Regions from separate parts of the Homo sapiens genome. Here region 2 is linked to region 1. A link is an interaction called in ENCODE POLR2A ChIA-PET data of the cell type or tissue named here. Cell type or tissue: Panc1. All regions are shown on one strand.

The links. ChIA-PET counts read pairs that join two places held together with the same protein. Peaks named below come from ENCODE experiments on the same cell type or tissue, not always from the same donor. Only the 100,000 strongest peaks of a DNase experiment are listed, where the experiment ranks them.
Region 2: POLR2A ChIA-PET joins it to region 1 with 5 read pairs; 6 of 35 experiments call an interaction of 5 or more read pairs at or near these places.

The regions. Positions count from the first base shown.
Region 1 is chr22:43,149,660-43,152,159 of GRCh38, forward strand. TSPO (translocator protein) reads left to right here and starts at 1,900. Exons shown (of 4, transcript NM_000714.6): 1 at 1,900-1,945. RefSeq lists a silencer at 1,652-1,871 and an enhancer at 2,493-2,500. In Panc1, no CTCF peak of the experiment used is centred here; no DNase peak of the experiment used is centred here; H3K4me3 peaks cover 1,182 bases; H3K27ac peaks cover 476 bases.
Region 2 is chr22:43,021,691-43,024,190 of GRCh38, forward strand. No RefSeq gene overlaps it. Among named protein-coding and RNA genes, the nearest start is that of PACSIN2, 7.8 kb to the left of the region's middle. In Panc1, no CTCF peak of the experiment used is centred here; no DNase peak of the experiment used is centred here.

The sequences.
Region 1 (2,500 bases):
TCCTGTGTCAGCCTCCTGAGTAGCTGGGATTACAGGCGCCTGCCACCATGCCCAGCTAATTTTTGTATTTTTAGTAGAGACTGGGTTTCACCATGTTGGTTAGGCTGGTGGCGAACTGCTGACCTCAGGTGATCCACCGGCCTCGGCCTCACAAAGTGCTGGGATTACAGGTGTGAGCCACCACGCCCGGCTAAGAAGGGATTTTTTTTTTTTTTTTTTGAGACGGAGTCTCGCTCTGTCACCAAGCTGGAGTGCAGTGGCACCGTCTCAGCTCACTGCAACCTCTGCCTCCTGGGTTCAAGAGATTCTCCTGCCTTAGCCTTCCAAGTAGCTGGGATTACAGGCACACACCACCATGCCCAGCTAATTTTTGTATTTTTAGTAGAGATGGGGTTTCACCATGTTGGCCAGGCTGGTCTCGAACTCCTGACCTAGTGATCCACCCACCTCGGCCTCCCAAAGTGCTGGGATTACAGGCATGAGCCACCGTGCCTGGCCAGAAGGAATTTTAAAAAAGAAAAAAAAAAAAAAAAACAAAGCTGCCAGGTGCGGTGGCTCACGCCTGTAATCCTAGCACTTTAGGAGGCCGAGGCAGTGGATCACTTCAGGTCAGGAGTTCGAGACTAGCCTGGCCAACATGGTGAAACCCCATCTCTACTAAAAATACAAAAATTAGCCGGGCATGGTGGCAGGCGCCTGTAATCCCAGCTACCGGGAGGCTGAGGGAGGAGAGAATCACTTGAACCCAGGAGGCAGAGGTTGCAGTGAGCCGAGATTGTGCCATTGTACTCTAGCCTAGGAGACAAGAGCGAAACTCCGTCTCAAAAAAAAAAAAAAAGAAACCCAGAAGAAAAAGATGAATGAAGAATGGAACCAAGCCTGGGTTATCCTTGTCTTCAGGCCAACACAGTAAAAAATAGATTTATGTATGTTTGTTTTTTAATAGAGGAAGAGGCTCACAAAGGCAAAAATGCCAGGTCCTAGGAAAGCCATACTGCAGCCTGGCTGGTCCCCAAGGAGGCTCCTGGCTTCTGTGTCTGGGTAGAAGTAGCCACAGTTCTCCTTGGACCCTGCAGGATCAGTTTGGGCCAACGTGGCTGGTTCAGGCTGATGGGGCGTTGCCAGGCTGAGTTGTCTGGAGGGAGCTGGGACAGCCTTGAACTGCAGCAAGACAGCCATAGTGCCAAGGGCCTGGGGCTGGACACACCCTGCATGGGAGTGGACCTGGGCAGCTGGAGGCCACCTCTGGGCTGTGATGATGGCAGCCTCCCCTCACTGAGCGCCGAGCATCTGAGGGGTGTCCTGCCTGCATCACCGCGTTGCGGCCTCATCAGTCCCACGACTTTGTGCCCATTTTACAGATGAGGAGATGGAGGCCCAGAGAGCCAGTCAGAAAGTGGCTGGGCCAGGACTAAGAGTGCAGCGCGCTGCCTCCGTGCCCTGCGTCAACAGCTCAAGGAACTGGGGTGCTCCGGAAATGGGGCCAAGGCTGCTGGGCAGCAGGACGCTCAGGGCCTTGGCCTCAGGAGAGGTAATTCCCCACTCGGAGATCGGTCTTGTTGCTGCATTTTATAGATGGGAAAAGTGAGGCTAGAAGAGACGACAAACGACACGCCGTTGGACACACGGCAACGTTTTAGATGTTGGGTCTGGCCGGGCGGCCGTCACCGGTCACCATGGGGAGGAGGAGGAGCCGAGAGACTTGCTCGCGGCCGGGGGGAGGCAGAAGCGCGTCCCGCGGGAGAGGTGGCTTTGAGGAGTGAGCTCCCGGTCCCGCGGGGACGCGAGTGGGCCCAGTGCCCGGGCTGCCAGGCGGGGCGGGGCGGGGCCGGGCGACTGAGAGGGGCGGGGCCTGGCGGCTGGGAGGGGCGGGGCGGATGCGGGGACAGCGGCCTGGCTAACTCCTGCCAGGCAGTGCCCTTCCCGGAGCGTGCCCTCGCCGCTGGTGAGTGAGGACGGGACGCGGAGGGGGCAGCGGGAAGTGGGGGCCCGCATGGCTGCGACTCTTGGCAGCGCCGCGGGACAGAGGGAAACTGAGGCCGGAGCCGCAGACTGGACACCCGAGGGGGCGACCCGGGGCAGCACTTGGGGCTCGGCTACCGGGTCAGGGGGCGGCGGGCAGCAGAGTCTGGGCCTCCGCGGCCGGGGTTCCAGCGCGGGCCGCCTCCGGCTGGGGGTTCGGGAGGGAAAACTTGGACAACCCTGCCACGCCCAGCCCTTGGCCGCGTGGCTTCTCCTGCAGGAAGCGCGGTCCCAGGAGTGGCCGACGCTCCCTCTCCTGCCCATTCCGCGGATGGGCAATCCCAGGCGGAACTCCCTTGAGGGTCTCAGAATATCTGGGAGACCTCGGGCTCTTGATCTCCGAGACACCCCGTTTCGTAGTGGAGAACAGTCCAGATCGGGGAAGTTTATTTTGCCCAAAGCCGGTTAGAGGCCCCCTGGCCCTCGATTCCCAGTGCGGGGCTCAGGTGCGTTGCAGCCTAGACGGGTCTTACTGTGA
Region 2 (2,500 bases), 130 kb before region 1:
ACTTGGGAGGCTGAGGAATGAGAATCACTTAAACCCAGGAGGTGGAGGTTGCAGTGAGCTGAGATCATGCCACTGCACTCTAGCCTGGGCGACAGAGCAAGATTCTGCCAAAAAAAAAAAGTGCTAGGTACTGAGATTACAGACATAAGCCACGGCGCCCAGCCCTATGACAAATAAATGTTGTTAACTTGAACTTGTAAAATAACCTGTACACCAATACATACATTATAAATTGTATACCAATAAAAATAAAATACCTGCCAGGCACAGTGGCTCATGCCTATAATCCCAGCACTTTGGGAGGCCTAGGAGGGCGGATCACTTGAGGTCAGAAGTTCAAGACCAGCCTTGAGGCGGGGCACGGTGGCTCATGCCTGTAATCCCAGCACTTTGGGAGGCCAAGGCGGGCGGATCACGAGGTCAGGAGATTGAGACCATCCTGGCTAACACGGTGAAACCCTGTCTCCACTACAAATACAAAAAATTAGCCAGGCGTCATGGCAGGCGCCTGTGGTCCCAGCTACTCGGGAGGCTGAGGCAGAAGAATGGCGTGAACCCGGGAGGCGGAGCTTGCAGTGAGTCGAGATCGCGCCACTGCACTCCAGCCTGGGCGACAGAATGAGACTCAGTCTCAAAAAAAAAAAAAAAAAAAAGACCAGCCTGGCCAACATGGTGAAACTATGTCTCTACTAAAAACACAAAAATTAGCTGGGCATGGTGACGCACGCCTGTAATCCTGGCTGAGGCACGAGAATCACTTGAACCCGGGAGGCGGAGGTTGCAGTGATGCAGTGAGCTGAGATTGCACCATTCCACTTCAGCTTTGGGGCAGAGCGAGACTCCATCTCAAAAACAAACTCACGCCTGTAATTCCATCACTTTTGGAGGCCAAGGCAGGTGGATCACGAGGTCAGGAGTTCGAGACCAGCCTTGCCAACATGGTGAAGCCGCACCTCTACTAAAAATACAAAAAAATTAGCTGGGCATGGTGGTGCGTGCCTATAATCCCAGCTACTCGGGAGGCAGAGGTTGCAGTGAGCCGAGATCGCGCCACTGCACTCCAGCCTGGGTGACAACAGCAAAACTGCATCTCAAAAAAAAAAAAAAAGAAAAGAAAAAGAAAGAAAGAAAGAAAAAAAACCACACACAAACAGCAAGTTGTTCCATAAACCTGTGCCCAAGAGCTTAAAGGACATCCCCTCACGTCATCCTGGGACAAAGACAGAGAGGAATTGGAATCCCACCGCCCCCACGCCCCTGCCACACACACACACACACACACACACATCCTTTATAAGCCACACGGCTTTGGGCAAGCCACTCACTTCTCAGCCTCAATGTCCTCATCTGGACAGGGAGCGATAGCTCACCCCTGCTTCATGGGGTGCTGCTGGAACTCACTGCAGTCACATGGGGAAAGTGCTCAGTGCGCACGCCCGTCACGGCACACAGTAAGTTACCAGCTCCACCAATGCTGGTTCCCGGCCCGGGCTGTCATGGCCCTAACCCAGAGCCGCCTCCTAGTCTGTGAAAGAGGAGAGCAAGCCGCTGAGGTGTGTGGCAGGCCCCAGCTCCCTCTCACCCACACTCCCTGCCCCAAGGGGAGTTGGAGCCAAGGGGTGCTGCCTACCAGGAATGGACATGTCTCTGGGGAGCTGACTTTCGGCTTCAGCTAGCACCCAGTCCACCGGCGTTATCATTCACAGAAGAATGAGGCCCCATCTCCCCATCCTGCGGGGTGGCACCTGCTGCCTGCATTCCACTCCCACAGCGTTCTGCACCTCCCAGCCTCCATTCCCACCCCCACCTGTCTCCCTGTCCCCCCTTCTTCTGCTGAGCCTCCAACCAAGTCTGAGGCCCATGGGAACCCACACTCCAATCCAGGCAGCCCCTCTGGAGGCAGGGGGTGGGTGAGGCCAACTCTGCATCAAGTTCTCTTCTCTCTGAGTCTGGGCCACAGATGGCAGGTCCAAGCTGGCATGGGTGACTGATGGTTGTAAGTCATCTGGCCCAGAGCTGTGCGCAGCACGAGGCAGATGCTGGAAGTGTATGAGGAAGGAATCTTCCCTTTCACCCGCAGGTGCATGAAGGATGGAGAGCCGACCACGTGGGCAGTCAGAAGGTGAACAGGCCTGGGGGGTGGCTTCACCTCACAGCTCAGTATGGGGCAGGGAGTGGGCAGGTGGGAGACAGGGCAGGGGGCAGCCTGTGGAGCATTTGGGACCACAGAACATCTAAGCCAGAAGACCCCCAAAGGTGAGTCCTAGCCTCTTCTAAGGCGAAGGAAGCTGAGGCCCAGGGAAGTCAGGCGAGTGGCCCGAGGTCTGCCAGCCATTAGGAGTCAGAGACCCCTCTCAAATCAAACTCAGGCCTTCTGGCTCCTGCTCCAGTATTCTTTTTTTTTTTTTTTTTTTTTTTTTTTTTGAGACAGAGTCTCTGTCACCCAGGCTGGAGTGCAGTGGCACAATCTCAGCTCACTGCAACCTCCCTCCTGCTTCAG